2 separate regions of the Homo sapiens genome follow, and region 1 is linked to region 2. Evidence: chromatin loops called from intact Hi-C (ENCODE). Cell type or tissue: heart left ventricle. All regions are shown on one strand. Links, peaks and the distances in the headings refer to the core of each region. The heading gives the core; the rest is flanking DNA. Region 1 has its middle 14 kb from the start of NPL. Region 2 has its middle 11 kb from the start of LINC01688.

Region 1 (5,383 bases), core at 286-5,285, 51 kb before region 2:
CCAAAGGTCTTGTGGGACAAGTAAGTTCTGGGACCAGAGACAAACACGAGAAGTATTATTCCTTTTTCTTTTGAATTATAAATGATTTCTATTAGCAAAATGTATACCTTCTTTTCTTAAACTCATATTCATGTGGGAGCTGTTTGGGAGGGACACACACTCTTTAAGGCTTATACAACGTGAATTTTTAGCAGCAGAGCCTGCCAGAGTGGGTGGAAAGCCCAGGGCATGGATTAATTTTTAAGATGTCTAGAATACTAAAAATAAAAATAAGAAAAATGTAGAAATAAGTGTAGATGTGCTGAAACAGAGTTTCAAAAACTGTGATGATTTTAAATGTTTACCTTGAACAAACTGATACCTTAATACACAGTATATAAGAACAGAAAGTAAAACTTCATTGTGACATTATGTCAAAGGCTTGAATTTGAGATCTTTGGTGCATGCAGGGTCAAGGCCAAATTAGGCTCTGCCTGGAAACCATGTAGAGGATGTGGAATTATTGAAAAAAATCAGAAAATATGCAGAGAGGATTTTGGAATTTCTGGTCCAGGGGATTTTCCATGTCTAAAGTGAAAACAAAATAGTTTTCTTCTGTTCCAAGAACTTTATTTAGAACTGTTTTAAAAGGGGCCTTTCTCTGAAACATTTCAATACAAAACCACATTATTTTCTCATCCTATGACTCTATGTCTTCCATTCCCTAGGTTTTGACTAATTTAAGGTCTTAAAATAGACGTTTCAACCCTTTTTAGTTAATAATTTTCTATTTTAACCTCATCATCTAGCCTTTCATCTTTGACTTGGCCCGGTAAAACGTAGCAAGTCAGAATTTTACTTCCTTCCTGTGCCCAAAAAATATAAAGAAAATCCTTGAATACCCATGTTTTTGGGAAGTCCAACCTTAGCCAAAACTGGGAGCTGTTTGCCTTTCTTTGGAGAACCCGTCCTGTAGAAAGAATGAGCTGGGCGGCATCCCTGAAGTACAAGTCAGGAGGACTTGTTCCTGGACATTCCCTTGTCTCCAACTAACTTGGGTGAATTCGCCACTCTGTGCTTCATTTTTTTTTTTCATGGCATAGTACAATGCTCACGTGGAGGATGAGGGCAGATGTGAAGTAATTAAAATATTTCTGACAACATGGCAGACTAGCTGACATGGGGAAACCTTCCCTCCACCACTGTCACATAGAAAATCTAGATAATATGTGGCAGCAATTTAAAATATACAACCATGTTTGTTTGTTTGTTTGTTTTTTATTTTTTTTTATTTAAGATGAAGTCTCACTGTGTCACTCAGGCTGGAGTGCAGTGGTGCAATCTCAGCTCACCGCAACCTTTGCCTCCTAGGCTCAAGCAATCTTCCCACCTCAGCCTCCCAAATAGGTGGGGCCACAGGTGCATGCCACCATGCCTGGCTAATTTTTTGTATTTTTGGTAGAGATGGGGTTTCACCATGTTGCCCAGGCTGGTCTCAAACTCCTGAGGTCAAGAGATCTGCCCACCTTGCTTCCCAAATTGCAGGGATTACAGGCGTGAGCCACCACACCCGTCCATTACAACCAGCATTGAAAAAAGTAAGGGAAATCTTCTAGTTCTCAATGTGAAAAGAAAACTCAGAGCCAGAGTAATAACTGTGGCTGATGTTGCTAGAACGGCACATAGGTCCCAGGATCTGGGGTCTTGGGTGTGGAGGCCCATCTGGAGATAGGACATGGGACCTCAGGCCAAGTTTAGGCAGGACACTATGACTAGAATTGTCGGATTTAGCAAATTAAAATACAAGATGGCTGGTTAAATTTGAATTTCAGATAAACAATGAATCATTTTTTAGGGTAAGTATGTTCTACAAGTTGAAAGGAACATATTTATGGTAAAAAAAAAAAAGGTTGTTTATCTGGAATTCAAATTTAACTGGGCTTCCTGTATTTTATGTGGTAATCCTGTGACAGAGTCTTGTCAATAATCTCTGGAGCCTAGGAGAAGGGGTGCCTCATCTGTGAGGAAGGGACTATGGAAAATACTGACAATTGTTATGAAGAGGAGGAAGGAAACTTGTAGTTGGTCTATGGCTGTGGGTGGGAAAAATGTGTTTCCCAGGCATTTACCATGAGTAGATGTAGGATTTGGGAGATACAGAAATCTCATTCTAAGAAATTACCATGAAATCTGGTCCAGGACAATTGAATCCTTAGAATTTCACCAGAAACAAAGTGCCATGTTGGGCTGTTTCTACGATTTAGGTACACAGGTGTATGGTCAGATAACAAGCTCTGCTAAAGATGAACTCTTAATACAAAATTAAGAACAAAATGAATCACCCTGAAGGGAAACCTGAAGATAAAATAAATAGAGAAATCACAATCCAAGAACTGGGTTAATTTAAAAACTCTGAATGAGACTATGAAATAAGTATTGTCTTGATGTGTTTGGGCTGCTATGACACAATACCGCAGACTGGGTGGCTTACAAACAACAGACATTTATTTCTCACAGTTCTGGAGGCTGGAAGTCCAAGATCAAGTGGCCCACAGATTTGGTTTCTGATGAGGGCACTCTTCCTGGTTCATAGAGGACAGTCTTCTTGCTATGTACTCTTATGGCCAAAAGGGTGAGGGAGCGCGCTGGGCTCTCTTTTATAAAGACACGAATCTACCAAAGGCTCCACCTCCAATGCCATCATGTTGGGGATTAGGATTTCAACATATGATTTTTTTTTTTTCGGGGGGGACTATAAACATTTGGCCTAATGCAAGTATCTCTTAAATGTCAGAGACATAAAGGAAGGAATAAAACAGAAGACTATTTTGTCATTAGAAAAGACCAGGCTTATTTGTAAAAGAACCAAATAGAAAGTGTAGAGATTAAGAATATATTTGTTGACATTAACAACTCAAAGGGACATGTTAAATAGCAGATTAGACTTCTGAAGAAAACAAGTAAACTGAAAGAAATAACTAAGGCAATCACCCAAAATGCAGCACAGAGAAATAATGAGATAGAAAAATATGACATAAAGAGGAGAAATTGAAGTAAGAATGAGGTCACGTGCATTTATGTATTCACACATGTATTGTTTTGTTCTACCCAAGTGGTGGCTGGAGTCACCCCAAAAGCAGTGCTGGGGAGTTCTCACAAGAGAGTGCCCCAAACCATCCTGAGATAGGGCTCATTGGGATTCCAAAGAAAGGAGCACTAAATGCTAAGGTGACCAGTCCAAAGCATTTATCAGGGGAACTTGTGTACAGAGTGGGCTGCAGCAATCCTTCCCATGAACAGCGAGAGGAAAGGGATGTTCTACTTAGGTATGTCAGCAGCAAGGGGGTCAGGGTATGGAGTTTATATGAAGGTTTAAGGAATTTGGCTCAGGTTCAGGACCAGTTTCTTTCTAGTAAGCCTAGATACCTTTAACAATACCTGGGAATGTTCAAGGCCCTGCTTAGGGTTAAAATCCGCTGGGAAAAAACTGCAACTGGCCAGGTCACATAGCAGTCAAGGCACTCTGTGGATTTTGGTTAGGACCCAGAAATAAAAGTGAAGGTAGGGGTTGGGAGTGTGTACCAGGGCACCGTACACATCTATATTGAGGAAGGCATAAGGAAAGGAGAGAGCAAAGCAAGCAGGGATACAACTGCTAAGACATAGTAGACATTGTTTTTTTTAAAAAGGATAGACCCCAAAATATAGAGCCTTAAAAGAGATAGAAATTTATTTCTTTCCCATGTAACAGTCCAGATGTCAAGGGCTGATAGAGTGGCTCTGTTACTCTCAATTTGCGGCTTCTATTTTAGGATCCCACATGGCTACTTTAGCTGTGTCCCTCAGGTCTGCATCCCAGGCAGGTGCAGGAGCAGGGTAGTTTGCAAGGAAGGCAGAAGGGACATACATGCCCATCTTTTAAAGATACTATCCAGAAAACACACATCATTCAAGAATGAGGCAAAAATAAAGGCATTTTCTGATAAATAATTCAAAATAGACCCTGGCTGAAAGAATTATTAAAAGATGTACTTCAGTAAGTTGAAAATTGAATACAGAGAGGTGTGGGATGCAAGAAATAATGGTAATCTCTTCTCTGTATAATATTCTTGAACACAAATGCACTTAAAAATTAGTTTCAAAATACATAAAGCAAAATGTGATAGGATTATGATGATGAGAGGTGTCATAGAAAGCACATTAGATTACATAGCAAAAGATTTGGGTTGTGGACTCCACTTGATACTTTGTTATTCAGAGCTTTAGGTTAGACTAGATCTTTCTATAATTTATACTAACTTTAAAACAACTCAAGCACAACTCATTAGTTTTATGACCTTATGGTATACTCTTTTTGCATCAGAATATGGGCTTGAGATTATGACAGTCCAGGTACAAATCTTTGCCCTGTCATTGACTGACTTTGTCATCTTGAGCAATTTAACCTTTAAGACATAAGTTTCCACATTTATAGGAAATATAACTGTATTAATCAAAGTTCTTGGCTCCAAACAACAGACGCTGATTCTTGTTGAATCAATAGAAAAGCGTTTTATTTAAAAATATTGGGTGGATCACGGGACTGTTGAGTGAACTGGAAAACTGGGCTTGAGAATAAGCCTTGAGGAATAATATCCCAAACTAAACAGCAGATTTAATGGAAAAATGCTGCTGTTCCACAGCTATTGCTTTTATCTCCAAAATACCCTATTGTAAACCCTGGGAAACAGCCACCACAAAAAAATACCAGATACCTCTGCATCCCCTTCACCATCAAATTTGCAAAGATTCAAGGTCCTTTTTCTGCAGAGCCTTTTTCTTCTTATTGCTTCCTTCTGAATCAAAAACATTTTTAAAAATAAATTGGTGTCATTTTATTTTTTATTTATTTTATTTTTTATTTTTATTCTTGAGTCTCACTCTGTTGCCCACGCTGGACTGCAGTGGCACAATCTCAGCTCACTGCAACCTCTGCCTCCCAGATTCAAGCAATTCTCCTGCCTCAGCCTCCCGAGTAGCTGGGATTACAGGCGCCTGCCACCATCCCTGGCTACTTTTTGTATTTTTAGTGGAGACAGGGTTTCACCATGTTGGCCAGGCTGGCCTCAAACTCCTGAACTCAAGTTTTCTGCCTGCCTCGGCCTCCCAAAGTGCTGGGATTACAGGCATGAGCCACTGCAGCTGGCCTTGAATCAAAATCTTATAATGATATGGTGTCCTTGATTGACACCAAGTAATTCATGTCCCTGAATCCTAGCTGCAAGGGCAGCTGGAAATTTGCATTGTGAATCCTATATAACAACTCATAATTTGGATATGTCTCCAAATATAGAGAAAAGACTCAAAAGATGATAGGCTCCCATGGGTAGAATAGATGCTTACTATAATAGTAATAATAATATCT
Region 2 (5,383 bases), core at 256-5,255:
TCTGCCTCTCGGGTTCAAGCGATTCTCCTGCCTCTGACTTCTGAGCAGCTGGGATTATAGGCATGCACCACCATGCTCGGCTAATTTTGTATTTTCAGTAAAGATAGAGTTTCTTCATGTTGGTCAGGCTGGTCTCCAACTCCCGACATCAGATGATTTGCCTACCTCGGCCTCCCAAAGTACTGGGATTACAGGCGTGAGCCACCGCACCTGGCCGTGGCATGGCATCTTATCAGAGCATGGAGATTGAGACTGGGGGGCACTGCATAGACCTATCTCTACTCCTAGAGGAAAGAGGGTTAACCAGGGCCCCTTAGAGGATACTTGAAAACATTCTACAGAGAAAAGCTTAGTAAATATCAAAGCAGTTTTCTTTAAAACATGGAAGTTTTGGAAACCTGAAGTTTTTTTTTTTTTTTTGAGATTAGCATCACATAGGCACAAATGAAATTCTTTCCCAAAAGCAATCAGTGCCAGTTTACTGCAATTAACTAAGAACTGCAAACTGCAAGCCGCTGAGAAGCCACTGAGTAGAAGTACTGGGCCCAGATGTTAAAGATCCAGAGGCAATTTAAGCAGTGCTAATAGCAGTTGTGGAAGCTGAGACAGCTGCTTTACTTGTGCCTAAGTGTTCATCATTTATTAACTATCTTCTCTATACTGCACCCTTTAAAATGTGTGCAAATGTTACTCATAAATTGTTTAACATTAACATTTTGTGACTTTAATGGGGTGATGCTTTGTTTATTTAGGCCCAATTAATATATCTTTCGTTTGCCTGTAACTAGGGGAAGCCTGGCTGATTGAATCACACGCCGTGACGTCAGACACTGCTGTGTGGCTGAGCCCACCGAATTCCAGACAGAATCTAGCAGGAAACACATCACTTCTTGAATACCAAAAATACCAGCCTTACAAACTAAGACATGAAATGGTGGCTTGTAGCACCAAGTTTCATTTGTAAGTCCTTGTCCCCACTCCTAGGATTCAGGGACTACCCAGCACCTCTTATGGCTCCTCATAGGAAGTGACTCTTGGATTTCTGGCCCATCACTCATCCTCATTCCTGTCCCCATGTCCCCATCTCGTGTGTTCTTTCTCAGGATCCTGCTGGATGGCCAGCTGGCTTTGCTAATTTTGAAAGTGTGGGAAAGGTTCAGATGCTCTTGTTGGTCTAAGAAGTGTATGCAGAAACATTAAGACACATCCAGTCTGAGTCCACAGGAAGTTGGCAGCAGTCCCGCAGGGAGTATTGTGAGCATCTGTTATATTTAGGGGTCTGTTTTAACAAGTAACTTCATGGCAACTTCTATAATATTAAAATTATCAGGGTTGGGGGGCATTGTTTTGGACTAAACTTGTGTACTAGGCTCTAACAGATCAGAAAAACCAAAATGGAGTCCCTCTTGCTACATGGCATGTGGTAATCAAACTGAAACTTTAAGGAAGCCAGTAGATCCCAAAACAGACCATTTTCTTTCTCCTCAAAACAGGAGATTCCAGCATAATAAGGAAACCCCCTCAGCTTTAACCTTTACAAAAAGGTAACCTGAAGTAACCTGATGTTAACCCATCAGCCTTTCCCTCTATTTTTCATTTTCCTTATTCCCACCTTATAAAACTCACTGTTAGGCTATTTTCCAGTGGGATTTGAGACCAGATATGTCCACTTACAACAGTGACAGAATGATATCAATGCCTAAAGCTTTGGTCAACCTCTCAAAATTGTTAAATTAAGTTTAGCCTAGGCCGGGCGCGGTGGCTCATGCCTGTAATCCCAGCACTTTGGGAGGCCGAGGCGGGTTGATCACCTGAGGTCAGGAGTTCGAGACCAGTCTGACCAACATGGTGAAACCCCGTCTCTTCTAAAAATACAAAAATTAGCCAGGTGTGGTGGCAGGCGCCTGTAATCCCAGCTACTCGGAAGGCTGAGGCAGGAGAATCTCTTGAACCCAGGAGGCAGAGGTTGCAGTGGGCCGAGATGGCACCACTGCACTCCAGCCTGGGTGACAGAGCAATACTCCGTCTCAAAAAATATAAAATAAAATAAACAAAAAATAAAAAATTTAGTCTAAAGCCTCCTCCTTACATATTTTTAAGTTTGACCTAAAAGCTTTTCTGTGCATAGTGAACTGCAACCTAACTGGATGTGTAAACAGGCTGTAACCTACTCGTATAACAAGTAGCTGAGTCAGCCAATCACAGATGGTCAATTGTCCCACCCATGTTCAAATAAGGCAAAGGCCCAGTTGTTTCTATACCTCACTGTGTCTTCTTTTTTCTGTCCTTTTTCCTTTTTCTGTCCTTGAATGTTATCTGTATTAGTCAGGGTTCTCTAGAGGGACAGAAATAATAGGATATATATATATATATATATATATATATATATATATATATATATATCCAGTCTAGCCTTTTCAGGTTTTTCTGCCTGCTTTCTATTTATATTCTGGCCACACTGGCAGCTGATTCTATGGTGCCCACCCAGATTGAGGGTGGGTCTGCTTTTCCCAGCCCACTGACTCAAACGTTAATCTCCTTTGCCGACACCCTCACAGACACACCCAAGATCAATATTTTGCATACTTCAATCCAATCAAGTTGACACTCAGTATTAACTATCACATTATCCAACCACGTGGCAGTCTTGGAGCTGCTCTGAACCTATTCTCGTTTTGGGGGCTGCCCGATTTTCAAATTACTCCTTGCTCAATTAAACTCTGTTAACTTATTTAAAGTTTTTCTTTTAACAATACTTTTAAAATTAGAGTCATCACTGATTCTAAGTAAAATACAGTTTAATCTGGAATTAAGGCATACAAAGGAACAATTTATATACACTTAAAAAATTGCTGCCATGATGTATTGAGCTGCATTATTTTTGCAGTAGGCAGCCTCCAAGATGACCCCCAAGGACCTGGGCTTCCTGGTTTTAGACCCTTGCATAGTCTCCTCCTATGTTGTTCTTGAGTTGGTCTGTGGGACCAACAGCAGCATACAGCACAAGTAACACATCATTTTCCAGATTAGATTTAATAAGATTGCAATTTCTGTCTTAAGCACTCTCTTCCATTTTTGCTAGTTTGTTCTCTCTCTCTTTCTGTTTCTCTCTCTTAAATCACTGCTCTGGGAGAAGCCAGCTTCTGTGTCATAGAGAAACTTCCCAGCCTGTGGAGCCAGGCCCATGTAGTAAGGAGCTGAGGCCTCACGCCAACAGCCAGAGAGGATCCCAGCCAGCCAGCAACTTCATGTGTGAGCTTGGAAGCCGATTCTCCAGCCCTAGTTGAGCCTTGAGATGACTGCAGCCCTCACTGATGGCTGGACTGTAATTTTGGGAGACTCTGAGCCAGAACCATCCTGCTAAGCCATTCCTGGATTCCTCAGAAATTGTGATATGAAATAACACTTTTTTATTTTAAGATGCCAAGTTTGGGGGTATATAATTGGTTGAATAATGTCCCCCCCAACCCAGAACATCAAAATGTGACCTTATTTGGAAACAGATTTTTTGAAGATGTAATTAGTTAAGATGAGGCCATATTGGAGTAGGCTGAGTTCTTAATCCAGTGACTGGCATCTTTATTTATTTATTTATTTATTTTTATTTTTATTTATTTATTTATTTTTGAGACCGAGTCTCACTCTGTCACCCAGGCTGGAGTGCAGTGGCGCGATCTGGGCTCACTGCAAGCTCCGCCTCCTGGGTTCACATCATTCTCCTGCCTCAGCCTCCCAAGTAGCTGGGACTACAGGCGCCCGCAACCAAGCCCGGCTAATTTTTTTCTATTTTTTAGTAGAGACGGGGTTTCACCGTGTTAGCCAGGGTGGTCTCAATCTCCTGACCTCGTGATCCACCCGCCTCAGACTCCCAAAGTGCTGGGATTACAGGTGTGAGCCACCACGCCCGGCCTGACTGGCATCTTTATAAACAGAGAGGACACATAGAGATGCAGGCAAGAAGGCCACAGGATGACAGAGGTGGAGATGGGAGGGATGCAGCTGCAAGCCAAGTAACCCCGAGGACTGCTGGGAGCCACCAGACGCATAGAAAGAGCCAAGAGGTGCATAGAAAGAGCCACCAGGCACAGGGAAAGAGCCAAGGAGAGATTTTTCTCCAGAGTCCTCAGGAGGGAGCATGGCAGGCTGACACCTTGGTTGCAGGCTTCTGGTCTCCAGAATTGAGAGATAATAATTTTCTGTTATTCTGAGTCACCCAGTTTTTTTTTTTTTTTTTTTTTTTTGGTAATTTGCTATGGCAGCCCCAAGAAACTCATGCAGTGCAATCTGTGAGGCAGCAATGGATAACAAATACAATTAGGTGACCAAATTACTCTTTTACAACATTCATTGACTTCTCAATGACTACATATGTGGAAAAAAAAAAAAACACTTGTTTCTTCAGGACACTTATTATTTTTCCTTTTTTTTGGCAACTTTGCAAAATTTCCTCTGGAACTACCTTCTTCCTCAGGACAAGAGGAATCAGATATGCTAAGATATAATACGTCCCAAGTTATGTAAAGCACAGAGCTTCATACACAGAACCTGTGGTGCTACAGCTCTATGTCCTAAAACACAGCAATTCTGATACGTTTGATTTTGCCGATCTCCATCATAGAAGGGGAAGGAAGTACTGTGCTACTTTTATAATTGTGTGCACTGTGATAGGGAGTGTACATTTTGACTAGACATTAATGATACCAAATTATCTGCTAGGAATTGTATATACATGTGATTGGAAGAATTTTCCATAGACTAGCTTCTGACTCTGTAGGCTTCAAACTTCATTTCTCCTCTGCTACACACATGCTTCCAGTGCTGCTCATTTTCATGTCATGATATGAACTCTGACCTTTCATCTTTGTGTTGTAAAGCTGAACGAGTCAGCACAGTGGGTGACAGCAGTGTTCCTGGAAGCCATCCCTACACCAGGATGGCAGAAATGACTTAATATACATAAAAGTGACCAATAGATACATAGAAAAGCTCAAAGTCAATATCCCTGGCTCCACTTACCCTTAGCAGATCCCTGAGATGCCCTTTCCCTGGGAAAGCAGCACTCTCTTTTCTTAGGCATTATTGGCTCTAGGATGATGGAAGCACACTGCTGCCAGTGGCCATTTCTGTCACGCTGTGAAGAAATTTTGCCGAGAACAAAGCATACCCAAGAAAAGCAGAATTAAGATAAATATTTTGAGAGAGTGAGATTAATTTCTAATGACATCCCTAGATCTTTGTGACTGACCAAGTTTAGTTTTCCAGTGACATGAGCCAATACATTTCCCCTCTCCTGTTTTTGCTTAATTCAACTTGAATGGTCTGTCTGTTCTGCGTTTTTCACTGTGGCATCCCAATTTCTAGAACCTGGGACATGATAGGCACT

What was found. A loop is a pair of places that touch in the nucleus more often than their neighbours do. Peaks named below come from ENCODE experiments on the same cell type or tissue, not always from the same donor. Only the 100,000 strongest peaks of a DNase experiment are listed, where the experiment ranks them.
Region 1: a loop joins it to region 2, with 2.8 times the contacts of the local background. A loop is called at or near these places in 6 of 110 quality-filtered maps.

Annotation. Positions count from the first base shown.
Region 1 is chr1:182,772,642-182,778,024 of GRCh38, reverse strand. No RefSeq gene overlaps it. Among named protein-coding and RNA genes, the nearest start is that of NPL, 14 kb to the left of the region's middle. In heart left ventricle, for the core only: no CTCF peak of the experiment used is centred there; no DNase peak of the experiment used is centred there; H3K27ac peaks cover 1,051 bases.
Region 2 is chr1:182,721,222-182,726,604 of GRCh38, reverse strand. It overlaps a transcript of RGS8 not described here. Among named protein-coding and RNA genes, the nearest start is that of LINC01688, 11 kb to the right of the region's middle. In heart left ventricle, for the core only: no CTCF peak of the experiment used is centred there; a DNase peak (open chromatin) is centred at 3,204.